Regions from separate parts of the Homo sapiens genome. Here region 2 is linked to region 1. The links are chromatin loops, found by intact Hi-C in ENCODE. Cell type or tissue: MCF 10A. All regions are shown on one strand. Links, peaks and the distances in the headings refer to the core of each region. The heading gives the core; the rest is flanking DNA. Region 1 overlaps LOC101929667 (a long non-coding RNA gene). Region 2 has its middle 95 kb from the start of LINC01913.

What was found. Hi-C counts contacts between places; a loop is a spot of excess contacts. Peaks named below come from ENCODE experiments on the same cell type or tissue, not always from the same donor. Only the 100,000 strongest peaks of a DNase experiment are listed, where the experiment ranks them.
Region 2: a loop joins it to region 1, with 4 times the contacts of the local background. A loop is called at or near these places in 3 of 110 quality-filtered maps.

Annotation. Positions count from the first base shown.
Region 1 is chr2:40,551,030-40,559,370 of GRCh38, reverse strand. LOC101929667 (a long non-coding RNA gene) reads right to left here. Exons shown (of 5, transcript XR_007086295.1): 5 at 918-1,030. Among named protein-coding and RNA genes, the nearest start is that of SLC8A1, 100 kb to the right of the region's middle. In MCF 10A, for the core only: a CTCF peak has its summit at 4,478 (motif pointing right); a DNase peak (open chromatin) is centred at 4,480.
Region 2 is chr2:41,778,291-41,786,631 of GRCh38, reverse strand. No RefSeq gene overlaps it. Among named protein-coding and RNA genes, the nearest start is that of LINC01913, 95 kb to the left of the region's middle. In MCF 10A, for the core only: a CTCF peak has its summit at 3,865 (motif pointing right); a DNase peak (open chromatin) is centred at 3,871.

The DNA.
Region 1 (8,341 bases), core at 290-8,289:
CAGGCTCTCTGCTAGCTTTGAGAAAATAGAGATGAATAAATCAAAGACCATTCACTCTGGTGGCCTACGGGGGAAGATAGGCAGCCAAATACACCACACAATATGGCCTCAGTGGTACAATGTCGATGCCAATGCCAATTGAGTGCTGTGGAAACAAATGCTTCTAGCCTTTGTAAGGCCAATGAGTGGGTTTATGGCTCCTTACAACACAACGTTATAGACAGCACCTACCAATCATTTGATACAGATTTGCTAGAAAAAAGAGCCAGCACCACATTTTCTGCTCGGTTCCATCCTATGACCTTTTTTATTTGCATCTACCTTTGACCACACCCCTTTCTTTCTCCTTGTCACCACACGTTGAGTTAGATCTCCCGTCATATTGCCACACTTCATATTACACAACTGGTTTTTGCTTCTCTGTCTCTTCCCCCACTGCCCCAAGAGGAGCAGGCACGTGTTAAGAGATGAAGCTAGTTTCGTTTCTTTTTATTTCAATACAATAAGAAATAGGGAAAAGTGGAGATAGAAAATGGAATGTTTGTGTTTATAAATGAATAATTAATATTTATAATTTGTTAAAAAATTAATCAAAGAAAATTTATTTTGGACTTAGATTTCCTAGCCTTGTGCCCATCTACACATGCTCACGCTCACTTGCCGCCATTACCAAGGAAGAAAAAGGGAATCACCATGAGCAGTTTTTCCTCTCCCCCGTCTAGTATTAGTTTGACAACCATATGGATACTGAAGAAAAGTATTTTACTGGATATCCATATTAGATTATTGGGCCCTCATTTATAATGCTGCAAAAACCTCAAAGTTGTCCTGCATGGTCAAGGTCAATGTTCTATTGTAGAGACTACTGCATTCTATCAAGAGCCCTTCTATTTAGTAAAGATTTCCCAAATGCTCACCTGAAAGTTTATTTTAAATAGATGCAGTTGGTTCCCTGGAGAGAAATCCAGTGTCACTAGCTCTGGATAACAGTTATAGCTTCTAGTTTCATTTAGCTTCACAGGCCTTTTAACTGGAAAAAGAAATAAGAGCTAGAATGATACATAAGGAGGTGAGTGCAAAACTGCTTCTCCCTGGGAAGATTTAGAAAACTGACAGGCATGATGTTAAATCTGCCATGTGGACGATAACATCAACTGGAGGAAACATTGCAGATGTTGTTAATACCTGAAAAAAAATAAGACGGAGGAAAAAACCTTTTGTCAGAGAATATCTGTCCTACTAAAAACAGAATTTAAAGCTAGGACAGGATTTTCCACACAGGTCCTTGTAAAGGTCATGTGACCCTCTACCTTGCATTCTGTTTATAGATGAATTATATTTCTACTGTGATTTGTGCAATGATTGCTATTATCCTGTATAAGAACACATTTAAATACCATGCCAGCTCAAATTAAAATAGCTGGACTCTTTCCTACCACTGCTGTTAGAAGAAATAACTAGCATGCTATAAAAATTGCTGTTTGGCCCCGAATTTTGCATAAGGTATATAATGAGCTAAGTTGAAATCTATTATATAGTAGAGCTTAAAGATGACAAACAGCTTTTAAAGCTTGGTTATGTTAAAATAAGAGCATATATATGTATTTGTGTGTGTGTGTGTGTGTGTGTGTGTGTATTTGTGGGTGTAGGAGTGAGTACCAATGGATACACAAAAAGAATTTTATAGCACTTCTTTTCTACAGTTCATTCAGGTATGTGGCAAATCACTCGACCTCCAGTGAACTCATTTATAATGGGTTGAAAATATCCAAAGATGGGAAGACTGCCGGGAAGATAGCAGGAGATGCTGTAAGTGCAGCAGTACTTCCTGCTTCATTGTTCTTTGACCTTTTCTTCATTTAAAGTGATGTTGGTACCTGGAGCAAGGCTGCTAGATTAGCAACATAAGAACTATTCTCTTTTCATTCAGTGGAAATATACCTGGGAAAGTAATGTTAATTTGCTATTTGTACTAACACTGTCAGTAAAAACTAGGGGACATAATAATGTGGTATAGAACTTACCTAGGAGTATTCATCCTAAGATCCCAGTCACAGCTTATTTGTTTATTTGCTCTATTTTACATTTAATGAGAAGAGAATTGAAATCTGCTACTCTGCCTTCAATACTTGCTTGTTGCTGTCAGGGTACAGGATTAAAGGTGCTCACAGTGAGGGAAACACAAACTTCAGAATTCCTCTGGACCCAAGGGTCAGTTATAATAGTCCTGGTATTATTTTATTTAATCTGTCAATAAACCAGTGATACCTGGTGGCTTACCAATGGGGCGAAGCTGGGAAAAGACTCACTGCTACCCTCAATGTCCAAAAAAAAAAAAAAAAAATCACCATCATCCGTATGAGTGATCCTAGTGTGAGGCCGAGCAGTTAATGACAATGGGGCACTCCTTAGTCAGCAGACACAGTCAGGAACAGTCAGAGTTAGCTCTAGTTTAGTAATAGAATCTCCATTCAGAATTCCATTCATGTGAACAGTCTCCGTGAAGAGCAGACAAAAAGTATTCCCTAACAGAAAGAGAAAACGGCACCCAAGAAGAAACAACACAAGCATAACAGTTATGGCAGGTATACTTAGGGTCAGGGCAGATCTGGCGAACTCTCTAAGCAGACACTAGCTCATGGGAGTTTGTGGATAAATCCAGGGCACAGCAAATGACGCATTATTCTCTAGACTCTGCCAGTGCTTGAGGGTCCCCATCTGCTTGCTAATACTATAGAGGACAAAGGACAGCATCATCAACCATGGGCAAAGACAGAGCATGCAGGGCTGTGGCCCCATGGCATTCACCATAACGGGTCACTCTCCCCTTTCTCTCTGGTTCATTTGGCCATTCTGTCTAGAGAGCACCGCAGACACTGTGCACAACAGAGGCTTTAAGTAGCTACTTCTCCATATCCAGAGGTTTAGAGGATTGAGTAAGAATCTAACTTTACATGCTTTTAATACAGCTAATTACAAGCACATGTGTTGTTAGGGCCTCAGTTATTTAGTATATGGGATGTCTTTTTGATATATACTCCTCCAGGGCTTATCTTTCCTTTCCTACTGTTCCCACCAACTTAAGATCAGATTTATCTGAAAGGAATTTTGGCTTATGCATCTATAAATATGCCTATTAATATTTTTTCTGTAAATACAGAAACAACACGTTAGCCTTATCAGTGAAACCTTGGGCCTCTTTACTATCACATTTTCAGCTTGCATTAGGATCATAGTAAACTAGCTAAAGGAAGAAAAAATAAATAAACTGTCATTCTAAAGGTTAGCCTTCTTAATTAAATGAAAACTCACGCAGCAGCATTAGAAAATGAAGTGACTGTAGCCTGTGCTCTTTTTGAGGGGACCCTACAGAGCATCCAGCCCATCCTGCCAAAAGCATGGCAAGCTGAATTAACCCCGGATGGATAAGAGGCTGCTGCGTTACAGTGGTGGTTTTTCGTTTGCAAGCAAGTGGAATTGACTGTGTGTGTCTGTTCTTGAAACTGTTCCATTTCTAGCCCACCTCATTTTCACCTTCTCTTTGATTTACCACCACCACCACCTTGCTGTTCCCTGGAGCTTCCTGCTTTCCCTACCACTGTCTTTCAGCTGAAGCCAATGTGGAGAAAAAAATCAGTAACAAGGTTCTGGGTTAGGTACTTTCACATTTATAAGTTCATTACCACCTCTTTTTATAGAAAAGCAAACTGAAATTCAGAGTTGTTAATGATTTGACCTAAGATCACACAGCTAGTGAAGTATGAGAGTAGACTGATCTATCTCCAATGCCCATTCTCTTTCCATAAGAACAACTGTTTGTATTGCTCTCCTTGCATTCCCACTGCCTTCATTCATAAAACTTTTCTCATGGTCTCCAGGATCACACTGCACCCTCCCAGCACCATAACAGAGCTGACTCTGTCTAGACCTTCAGCCTAGCACTGTCCTACCTCTTCCTTGATTTTGTTATTTTTGGATAGGTTCTTGGCCCCTTCTAGTTGGCCAGGAGCTCTGTGAAGTCCTCACACGAGTAAGTAAAGCCAGAGGTTTTCCAAAGCAGTGAGAAAACTGCACGTTTTGAGATCGGCAGTTCATTCTACCCCCCTCATTTCATGGTTGTATCATTTCTATCATCCTCTAACAAAATAGCTATGAATAGTCACATCATGACATTGCCCTCCATTTCAAAAATTAAAATATTCTCACTCTGTGATTTTTTATTGGTTATACCTGTATTCAATCAAATATATTGATTATATCTTTTCTTGATAAATATAAAAACAATATGATAAAAACTTTTACATAATCCTAATAAGTTAGAAAATTTTTCCAGACTCTCATTTTTTTAGTATAAAGAAGGGCTTTACATTAATTATACTTATTCAAACTCTTGGATTTGAGGGTTTTCCAGAGGGTGAATGTGTTTAGGCACAGCTGCCACACTGTGCAACTCCATAGTGCACTATCTGCATTGAGCTCCAGGGGGAGCCATTGAGATTGTGATTGTGATGGTATCTTCCAAAGTGGAAGACAGTGAAGTGATAAGGTTTGAAAAGGTGGTTTGCGTGTCTGGCTGTAATTAGAATTATCAGGGGAGCTTTTAGGACTGAGTTTCACTCACGGCAATTAAGCCAAAATCTCTAGGTGGATCTAGGCATCAGTAACATTTCAAAACCGCTGGTGTAGAGCATGAGATCTTGGAGACGTGAAACCCAAAGTTGAATCCTAGTTTTGGAACTCTCCAAGCTTCATTTTCTTCATCTGTAATAAAATAAGGCTATGAATTGTTCTTACTTTATAGAACTGTAAATATAACCCTTAGCATTGTACTTCTAGTTAACATTTCAAGGTAATTAGTAATCACTACTGTTATTATTATGAAGAAACATATCACTACTGTTCTAATACCTCGATGTCTTTAAAAATAAAAAAGGATAATATACTACCAATTAAGCCACTTCTCAGAGATTCAAAGGGCATGTAAAATATAATTTATATTGGATGAGTCAGAAGATAATTCATTCAGTTGAACCTGTAGAAATCCTACTAAACTGCGAAAGTGGAGAATTCTACTAAAGATAGCACCTTCTACAATCTGACAATGAAAACCCTGCCATTGCACTTTTGCCTTTGGTTAATTTATATTTTCATTCTAACCACTCTGCACTTTGTCTAGTATATCAGTGTTACTTCAACTCTCTCTCAAACGCCAAGCATGAATTTATAGTGATTTGTTAATTACCCCTAGTGATTTCAGGTACTTCAAAGTTAACCTCCTAAGCAAACCCCTTCACAATTTAAGCCCAACCAATAGCAAGCCCTGTCAAATACATTTCATGAACATCTGGCAAGCATTAATCCTCTTCTCCATCTTCTCTCCAAGGCTAGGAACATCTCTTTTTTCGTACTCCTTTACCTGCTACTGATTCCTAATTAATCCTCATATGCTAAAAATAACTTCATAAAAAACAGATATTCACAAATCACTTCTGCTTTAAATTTCCTTTTACTGCCTTATTACCGACAGAATCAAGTCCAAAGTCCTTAGAGAATAAAAACCTTCAAGATCAGACTTTCATTAAACTTTTCAGAATCCTCCCTCCACCCACCGCTTCTTGATAAATGTCCTGATCTAACCACTCTGAATTCCACATGATCTCTGAATCTGCCAGTGTGTCTTTGCATACAGTCACCATTTTCTTTTCCTAGCTAACTGCTAATTATCTTTCAAAGCTGAAATCGTGTGTAATTTTGGGGGTGTTCTTTTATTACTCTTCTAAGCAGCATGTGTCTTTTCCTCTTCTGTGTTATTATGGCACTTACTGTGCTTTAATGAAATTGATCATTTATATCCTTCTCACTCAGTGGTCTGAAGGCTCCTTGAGAAGAGTCTAGGACTAACTTCGTGTTCTTAACTTTTACCTGACAGAAAGTCAAATGCATTTAGTTAAGGTTTATTTCATTAGAAATGAGACTTGCTGGACTGTGCTGAGGAACTAAAAATTCTAGTTGTAAAAAGAACTCAGAACAAAGATTAATAAATGAACTATTAGACACATGGATATTTCATTCAGTGTGGATTGGGAAAAATCCCTGTTGAAGCAGAAACATTCTACCCTCCCTTCTATAGCTCCACACGAGCTGGAAAAGCTGAGAAGCACCTAGAAATGATCTTGAGTTTACTGTGGAGCTAAAGGAAAGTGAAATTGTATACCGCTCAGCCAGTGGTATTGACACAAATACATACACTAAAGAAAGTAAGATCACACATTATTCTCTAGACTCTTTATTTTTAATCATCTGTAGTGCATAATGTTTGTGTGTGAGTTTTAAATTTATACATGTTAGATCACAAGGAAAACATGAAAACATTTACTGTACAATTTGTTCTCCAATATAACTTTGCTTTTGGACAATGGAGACTGAAGAAAGGCTTTTAAAATGATAAGACATCTCTTTCACAAAATTTTCTTCCCTGGAATTCCAGATCAATAATGTTTTTAGAAAGCTAAATTAATTAATAGGATATGGTCTTCACTGAGAATATTATAGGTGAACTATCCATAACAAAAAAGATAATGAATTAATGGTTATTGAAAAATAACCACTAAAATTTAACCAATTAATACTTTGCAAGTATTCCTCATGTATGACATTTAAATCAAAAGCTAAGTTACGCTGTGATCATCTAGAATAGCTGGGAATCATACAAATATCGAAGCCATTTGAAAAATGATTGTTGAACCAAAAATTAAAGTGAACATGGTAGAATCAGCTGGTATTACAATAGATGCCCATTAGCATTGGTTTTAGACTCTCTTTCTTATCCTCAAGCAAGTATATTTTCCCCAAAAAAAGAAAATGGAAAACACACACACACACACACACACACACACACGCACACACACACAAGAAACTGAGAAACCCAAATAAATAAATAAGATGGGAAATGAGAAAAAGGATAAAGAAAATGATGGAACAAGACAAGGAAAAAGCAAGAAACAGTCGTAGTAACTTGTCACCAAGCAATAAGAAGCCTGTACAGGACTTGGACCCTGAATCAGCTCTCATGTTACTCTTCTTACATTTCACTTATCATTGCAAGGGACACTGCAGGCTGGTGTGTCCACATTAGATCCCCTTCAGAAAACTGAGGGATTATGAATAGAGCCACCGTGAAAAAGAAGAAAGGGCATATTATCACTGACCCTGAAGTAGATGCACATAAAACTTCATGACCAAAAAAGCTTTCTTGGTAGGTTACCCAAGACCACTGATGTTACAAACCACTGTTTCTCAACTGTGGCCACAGGCTCAAATCACCTAGGGAGCATGAAAAAATATATAACCAGGCACCTCCCTCAGAGAGGGGTTTAATTGGTTTGAAATAGGATTTGCTGTTTTATTTCATTTTTTGAAATTTCTGAATGATTATAATGTGATGTGGGGCTCCATCTTTACAAAAGAAAAAAATTCAGAAAATATGTGCTGGCTTATTTATTGCTAAAACAACTAATTTGAACTATTATGAACTATGGAGTATTTATTTTCTTGAAATCCATGGGCATTTTCTGAATGCTTTGATCTCATTCACCTGACAACATAAAAACTATTTAATTGTTCTGAGCACATGTTCAAGGCATCCTGCTACCCTGGTCCCTACCACTGGTAGATTCTATGCTGTTTGTACTGAATGAAATAAGCCAATATTGATCTCATAGCAATCTCATCCTTTTCTCCTGAATTCACAGAAGAAAATTTTGCCTATTCTGACAGAAACATAACTACCTACTCCTACTATTCTTCTCATGTCTGCTATGGGGGAAGCTTCTGACAGTGTTAATCACTCTGCTTGTGAGAAGATACAGTGAGGGGATACGTATCTTTGCTAAAGTTTTACATCTTATTTTAATATATTAGCTGTTAACATTCTTAGTTGTCATCAAAGCAAAGCTTTAAGATTTCTCCTTTTTTCATAATCAAAGTACTTCATGAAACCCTTGCATGAATGACGGGAATTCCCAAAAACAAGTTCAGGCACTACCGATAATAGTCCCAGAATAGAGATGTTGGAATGAACTAATGGAAAGAATCCTGGAGCTGCATTTGGAAGATATAGGCTTTTAACTGGATTGGAATGTTTCCAAATTGCATGACCTTGAGCAAGTTATTTAACCCTTATGAGCCCCAATGTCTTTACCAAGGAGACTGTAAGTCCTGTACTAGCCAGCCCACAATGGGGTATAGTGAGTATATGTAAGAGGCCATCTTTACAAGGACATTTCGTACTTTTGCAAAGCACAATGAAAATTGATTTTTTTTCCTCTTCTGTCTCTTTTCT
Region 2 (8,341 bases), core at 155-8,154, 1.2 Mb before region 1:
CCTATTTAGCTTCTGCAAAAACGGAACAATATTACATTCCTGGGTGTATGTTCAGAACTAGGATTATGATAGGGGTAGCAGGAAGAGCACTGGATTTGGAAGTAGAATAAGCGTTTCTTACTTACTAATGCAGTTATTTTGGGTAAGTCATTTACCTTATATAAGCAATGATTTCTCCATTTTTAAAAGAAGTAATAGTTAAAAAAAACTAGGAGAGTATTTATGAGTATGAAATAATGGCTATGGAAGGGCTTTCAGATCAGTAAGGCTCTATACAGATGTTAACTGTTGTTATTATCTTATAGGGCAGAGTGGGATCCCAGTTAGGCAAGAGGTGGAGGTATAAGAATGTACTACAATCTGTACATCTTACAAATGCAAGAGTTTGTTTGCCTCTGCAAGTGTTTGCTCCTCTTTAGGCATAAGGATGTTTTATAGAGCCAACCATTTATTTAACAATTCCAACAGATCTTTATTTGAGTGCTTACTAAGTATAAGGTCCTGTCCTGGGCACCAGGCACAGCAATCCTTGACCTCCTGGAAAGAAGTCAGCTGAGGGAGACAGATAATAAATAAGTACACAAACAACTGAATTCATAATTCCAAATTGTGATGTGCTTAGAAGGGAGCTGACAGGATTGTGGTAGACAATTCAGTGATGTGGGCTGCAGGGAGCTGTCTTTGGTGGCCTTCTCTAGGATATGGCTGTCTTGAGCTGCAAGGAACTCAGTGGCATCTCTGGTCTTCCCTCTCATCTGTGGTTGGACATCCCACTCAAGTGTCCCAGCCCATCTTATTTTAGAAGAGCTGCCCTGAGTCATTGGCCCGCCCCTGCCTGCCTTTCACCCGAGCTGGGGAAAGCATCTCTGGGCCATGGGATCTGCCACTTCTGTGTCTCCCACCACCTGTGCCCAACTGAAGACAGAGGCTCCCAATTCAAGGGGGAACAGGCCCTTGTATAAGCCCTCATCCTGCCACAGGGGTCCTATCAGGGGTATGCAGGGGTGAGGGAAGGGATAGAGGCAGAGAAGACTATAGCCGACTTTGCCAGTTTCTGCAGTAGTCAGGCCAGCTGCTGGGATGCAGCTCCCGGGCCTGCAGGCTGAGTGAATTCCAGAAGCAATGATTTCGGGGGCGAGCTGGATTTTTATCAGGAAGCTAATGAAGCCTGCTTCCTTCCCATGCACGACTGCCTGGGACAACTTAGTGCTGCTTTAGGTGGCCCACTCAGCACCTGCCTTCTGGATCCGGTGTCTCTCAGGCGAGCCAGCGGAAGCTTTCTGGCACTTATTTGCTTTCTCAGCTTTAAAAACTCTGTCATCTGAGACAGACCAAGTAATTGCTATGAAATAATCTGGGAAGTCACATCTAGAGATGAAGGGTAAATGTAAGTTGCAGGCACTCACATTCTCTTGCTGCTCTAGGGTATAATGGTCCAATTTTGACCAGTGGAGAAGGCAACACCTTAAGGAGCAGCATGGTACAGGGAGGAAAGCTCTGGGCTGGGAGTCAGAACATTTGGACTGTGCTCCTCAGCAGATGGGTTACTGTAGGCAAGTCACTCCATCTCTCTGGTCTTAGTATGTTTATTGTAAAATGAGTGGGATAGGCTAGATGATGTCCCTCGACTGTTCCAGATCAAATAATGAGATTTCATACAGCATTTATAGATACATGCTTTGAAAACAATACTGCCCAACCTGTTATTTATTTATTTATTTATTTTTTAAAAGAATGTCCAGAAAAGGGAAATCAGAGGCTGATCCTCTGCTGGTGAAATGACATGTGATTCTACATTTCCTCTAGACTGCTGACTTAAATTCATTGTGATTGATGCATAGTTTCTGCAGAACGGAAAGGCCATCTCTGAGATCAGCCTCTGAGTGCTTCCTCATTGGTGGGTCCTAGCAAGTGACTCAGTGGTTTCTCCAATCACCAGCGGGCAAGGAGGAGGTGGCGAAGGTAGGCATTAGGCCAGGCCAGGCGGGCAGCAGGAAATGGTTGGAATTGTTGACACTTGCACCAACTCTTTGTTAAGCCTGTGGGACACTGCCCCTTGCATACTGTGTGACACCGCCCCTTGTGTACACTCGGCCAGTTTCTACCCTGCTCTGTGCTGTCCTGGAGGGTCTACTCCCAGAGAGTGTGTCACTCCAGGCTTCCCTGGCAGCCTGGGTGGTGGAGGAGAGGGAGGTCAGGGCACTTGTCACTGCTGCCTCTCTGCTTTGGCCCCTTGTCACATCCAGGACTAGGGTTTTTTCACAACTTCTGCCCTCACTACACTCTGGTAATGCTACTATCGCTGAGCCCTTCATCTCTAGGGAAATTAATGGCTTCCTGTTGGGTGCCTGTTCATTCTTTTATCCTGTCTACATTTCTATGGTTAGTCCCATACAGGGTGAGTTCTGTTTCTTGCCACATTTCTAACTGTTAAAACATCCAAACAGGGCATGAAAAGCAACAAGGAGTTAAGATTATATTTATCTGTGGTTGTCAACCATGGCTCCATATTAGAATCCCTTAGAGACCTTTAAAAATCCTGTGTTTGGGCTCAATTCCTACAAATTCAGATTTGATCAGTCTAGAGCAGGGCCTATGATTGGGATTGATGGTTACAATTTTTAAATTTTATTTATTTACTTATTTTTTGAAACAGAATCTCACTGTGTTGCCCAGGCTGGAGTGCAGTGGTGCAATCACAGCTCACTGCAGCCTCAAACACCTGGGCTCCAGGATCCTCCTGCCTCAGCCTCCTGAGTAGCTGGGACTACAGGTGGGAGCCACCACATCCAGCTAACTTTTTAATTTTCTGCAGAGACAGGGTCTCGCTATGTTGTTTAGGCTAGTCTCAAACTCCTGACCTCAAGAGATCCTCTCTCCTTGGCCTCCCAAAGTATTGGGATTACAGGTATGAGCTACTGCACCTCTGATTGATATATTTTAAAAGATGTTAATGTGTAGCCTGAGTTTGAAACAATCAGTACCTCTGATTAGTATTGATTGTTGGGGCTGGGGGAAATTCATCTTTTTCCTTTTCTTGGTGGCAAAGGCCCCCTCTTTTTTTCTTTTAAAATTTTTACTAGAGAGAGTTTGATATATACACAAAAGTAGGTTGAGTAGAGCAATGAACCTGCATGTACCCATCACTCAGATTCAACAGTTGTTAATTCAGAACTTCAACTGACTGTGATGTCCAACTTCAGATGACTGATGGCTGACTGGTGTCAGGCATGGCCTGTCAATCTGTAATGCAGCTTGTAAGAACACCCACAGATACAGGATGGATCTGGTGAGCGGTATTTGAAATCTTAAAGCAAGGAGTTTCTTATGGCAGGAGTGGACTCAGTTTACACTTTACCAGTTATATGGGGAAGTTTAATGGCATTGCACTATTAAACCATGCCAAAGATGACTTTCGAAGATTCTGATCTCAAATGTTGCTTGGTTTGACTTGTCTCTTAATGTAGATCTGGATGCTAGCTTCAGAGCCTCTTGGTAGGACATTTCTAGAAAGTAGAACGGTATTGTTGATGAAAAAAAGTGGCCTCAGTCCAAAGACAGATTTCCTTTTCTATAAAATGAGGAGGGAAAATTCCATGAGTGCCTAATGTTCTTTCTGGCAATGATACCAGAAAGTGAGTCTATGAACCTAAGAGAGTGAAAAATGTCAATAATCTTGAATGGTGTTGGTTGGGTTGGGGAAAAATTTGAAACAAACTTGCCACAGGTCAAGTGGCTTTCATGAAATTGACTTAATTACTTATCACTACTAAATGAAAATTGAATCTTTTCCTAAGACTGAATATCAAACACATGTGCCGAATTCCGGTTAGAAAAGTATGATTGTCATTTTTAGTGTTACCACTAGATGGCAGGGGTGCCCCACAGTGTTGGTAAAAACCACCCTGCATTTTCAGGTAAGGAGGATCTGAAGGAGAAATATACAACTTGCTTAATAATTTTTAAGTAATCATGTATAGGTTCAGCCATGGTTTGGGGAGGTAAGGTAGTGGGGTTTGGAGTGAAGATAATTTTTAAAGTAACATTGGGATTTTTCAGGAGGATGGCCTGACAGATGTCTAACCGTTTAGAAGTAAACCAGTGGCCCCACCTTCTGTTCTAACAAAGGGGGTACAGGTCGTGTGGTGTGTACTGGGGTAGGTTGACCCAGTGTGGACTTTACTGTCTCCTTGGAGAAGATGACAAATGGTGGCAATGGCTCGGAGGCAAGAAGGTCAATCCCTTGTGACAATGTCTAGTTGTTTTGAAAAGTAGGCTACAGGGCTCTTGATATTTTTTAAGTCATTAACATCCCTAAACTCATTTCTTGTGTCTTGTGTATGAACAAGTCAAACAGTTTTCTTAGGTTAGGGACTCTCAACGCTGGAGTTGTTAATATATATATTTTTAATGGTTAGAAAGATCTTTTGACATTTTCCAGTCTACTCCAGGGGTTCAGTATCTTTTTTTTGGTGGCAGGGGGTGGTTTTATAGAGAAGTTTTGCTGTAAGGCCAAAATTGGGAATCTAAATATGGGCAAAATCCAGTCATACTTAAAAACCCTCACAGTGTCACCATGTCACCGTGTTGTGGGTCTGGCCACAATGAAAAGAGCTTTTCTCCATCTTGAAGTAGATTTTTTTCTGTGCCTGAGAAAGTTTAAGTCTAAGATACCTAACTGAAGGGTTTTGAGATCTGGGTCTTTTCTTGGATACCTTACATCTGCATCTAGTCAGCTGTAGTATTCTGGTCAGAGTTTCTGTTGTTTACTAATATGTCCTCAACACACTGTAACAAAATCTCATTTTTAAATTGACTTCTTGAAGGTCTTTAACAAGTATTTTTCTCAAAATGATTGGTGAGTTTTTAAAGCCTCGGGGAAGTATTGTGTAGCAATACTGTTTAGCTTGTGTGTCAAGGTCTTATTATTTACAGGCAAATAGTTCTTGGGATTCTGGACTCGAGGAATATACAAGAAGGCACCTTTTTAGGTGTTAAGACTGAAAACCAGCAAAACTCACTGATGAGAGTTGTGAGTAGTGTGTGAGGATTGGGGACTGCCAGATGGATGTCTTTGAGGGTTTGGTTAATGGCCCTTAAATCCTGTATAAACATATATTCCTTAGTTTTCAGTTTTTGTACTGGTAAGATGGTCAATGAGACCTCCAAAGAGGCCTACAAATCAGGAGAAGAAAAGGGGGTGCTGGTTGCACACAGAAAGCTCACCAGAGATGTCTCCAGAGACCAGAAACTGTTTTTCTGCTGCAGGCAAGGTTCTGCGTTGAAGGTCGACACCACCCTGCCAATAGGGCAGCCCCTGGGGATAGCTCTTAGTTCAGGAGAAACAAGTGGCTGCCTGGGCTGTCTCTGGGTCTGCCCTAAAGGCAAGGGGGCCCAGAGATGTAGGCAAATGCCCAGAAGGCATGTGGTTCCTGGCTGACTCGCCACAGATTGCTGCAGCCTCAAATCCATTTTGTCAAAGGATTCTGGGCAAGAGGTTTTTTTTTTTTTTTTTTTTTGGAGTCTTGCTCTGTTGCTCAGACTGGAGTGCAGTGACGCAATCTCAGCTCACTGCAACCTTCACCTGCCAGGTCCAAGCAATTCTCCTGCCTCAGCCTCCTGAGTAGCTGGGACTACAGGTGTGTGCCACAATGCCTGGCTAATTTTTGTATTTTTAGTAGAGATGAAGGTTCACCACGTTGACCAGACTGGTCTTGAACTCCTGACCTCAACTGATCTGCCTGCTTGGCCTTGCAAAGTGCTGGGCAGGAGTTTTTAAGGGGATCATGGAGGGTGAGAGTCTGGAAAATTTGAGGTCATCGATTGGTCAGAGTAAGGAGGGTGAAATCATTATTATTATTTTTTTTAACGAGCTGGCTTTTTGCTGGGCCCTTCGGATCAGCTGGCATGGGTAGTTTTGTGGGTATGCAGAGCCTAATGGAGAAACTCAGTGGAAAGCTTATTATCTCACAACGTCTTAGGTTTCATCTGTAGAACAGAAAGAGAACAGTCTTGTGACAAGGGCTACACATCCCGGGGTAGTAAGCAGTGACAAGCCACAGGTGGGCCGAAGTGCATACTGGCTTCATGATAACTGTGGGTTGTGTTACAAGCCTAGTTGAATTTTATTTTGTATTTTATCCATTGATTTTATAAAATTTTCTTGGGGACAGTTTCAGAACTTTCTATCCCAGCAGAAAGGAATTTAATAAGCTTTGACGAAGTCTCCCTTGAAGATGCTTAGATGAATGACTTTCTTTTCCAGAGGTAGACACAGGCACTGTCTATTGTCAAGGCTGTGAACTGTGCTCCTAGTATTGCTTTAAGTAGAATTTCTTCTCCTTTCTGCATGAATTGCTGTTGACACTGTTGCAGCATCTTTGTAGCTGAGGGTCACCCATTGGAGAGTCTTGTCTCCGAGTAGAACGATACCTAAACCATCCAGGTGAAAGCTGCCTGGAATTAAGTAGAAAAAAGCCCACTAGCAACAGCCTTGTTTAAATGGTTGCTATCTTGCCTCTGCAGGAAGCCAAGCAGCGTTTAAAAAATGCAAAGTCAGCTAAGTTGGTGCAGTACAGAGAACTGATTATGAAAGCTTCACTATTCCATTCTGTCTCTTTAAATGAAATGATTTTCAAAACCTAAAAGTTTAGATGCCAAAGGAGAGGGAAGAAAGCCAAAGCTAAAGGGGGAAAAAATCACATTCCAAAAACAGGGGCTAATTTTACAACAAAAGGAAAAAATCAACTTTGAACTGCTTCAGTGGGCACAGAGGGAAAGTTGCTGCAGATCTGGGCTTCAGGGCTAGCCTGCAAAACATCCAGAGGACCCTAGTCACTGAACAGGAGCCTGCCAACCAAGGTGGGTTTAAGGTCCTCTCAGTTTGTTATAAACAACCTTTTTCCTGAGGATTCTAGGCCCCAGATTTGCATTTTCTTAGAGGACTTACTTTAGAAAACTTAATGTAAATTCTTTCTCTGCTCCTTTGAGATGTAACTCTTGTCCCTGCTGCCAGTTTTATAAGCCAGTAATTTGCTTCTAATTACTTATTTGCTCAATCCAGATGTCTTTTTCTGGGACTGATGATACCATCCCTTTGCTATATAGTCATCAAGAAAGATAGTGCCCCATCTCCCAGTCTTGGTGGGAACATAGGAGACTAACTATGATAAGTGTCAGTTAACAAACTCAGATTAATCTCATCACTAACCTGCTTCAAGCCCCTCCCATACATTTGCATGAATTCACCCCAGTACTCAACACCTCTCCTGCCTTTTGTTTCAGCAGTTGAGGTCATCGTTCTCCTTCTTGCAATAGTCTTGAATAAAGTCTTCCTTGCCTTTTAAACACTGGTGCAACTTTGCTTTGACTCTGCTCATTCCAAGTCCTTTCTCTGGGATCTGGAATCAGGACACCTCTGTGGAGCCACCTTTTCTCCCTAGATGGAACTTCCCTGGGAGATGCCCCACCAGCTTCTCTTCTAGGCTGAAAGAACCCACTTCCCACTTCTGTTCCCTCCCTCTTCCATCTGTTTCCCTGGAAATGCTCATACCAGTGCTTCCTTAGGAGAGATGACACAGGGAAAGTGAGGGAAAGGGCTACTCCAGCCCATCTCTTGCTGTTCCTTGGGTCTGATCTCTATTTCCATAAGCTTCTTTCCATTTTGTATTTTTCTTTTAAATATATATTTTAAATTCTTGGGCAGGGAACAAATTAGGAATGCTATGCATAGATGAGAGGGAGAACATCTCTTAAACAGATACCTTGGGATCCCTTGAGTAAGTGGCTCAATGGCTTTACTTTGAGAAATGTATGGTTCACTGGGTGGAGAAGATCCCACTAAGCATGGTGCTGAAGAGGTTGGGCTCTGGAGTCTGCCTGGATGGGCTGATTCTTATCTCTACTGCTTAGTGTGTGACATTGGGTGAGTTGCCTACGTCTCTCGCTGTGCCTCAGATTCTTCACCTGTAAAATCAGGGCTAAGAATAATAGTACTCATGTCATAGGGTTGTTGGGAGGATTACAGGCTTATTATGCAAAACGCTTAGTACAGTGTGCCTAGCATGGGTTAAGCATTCAGTACCTTCTTAGACATATTCATCATTATAATAAGAACTTTTTCCCCCCCAGAAGGATACACAAGCAGTTGCTAACAAAGTAACCTTTGGGAAGAAATAGAATAGGGAGGGAGATTTTTCCTTTTGATTTTGTACTTAATTGTACTGTTTCAACTTTTTAACCATCTACTTTTAAGATTTCAAATAACTAAACATTTCTCCCCTCTGGTAATTAAGGGAAAAAAACCTTAATTAAGAGCAGGAGAGAGAATTCTTGTCTAGAA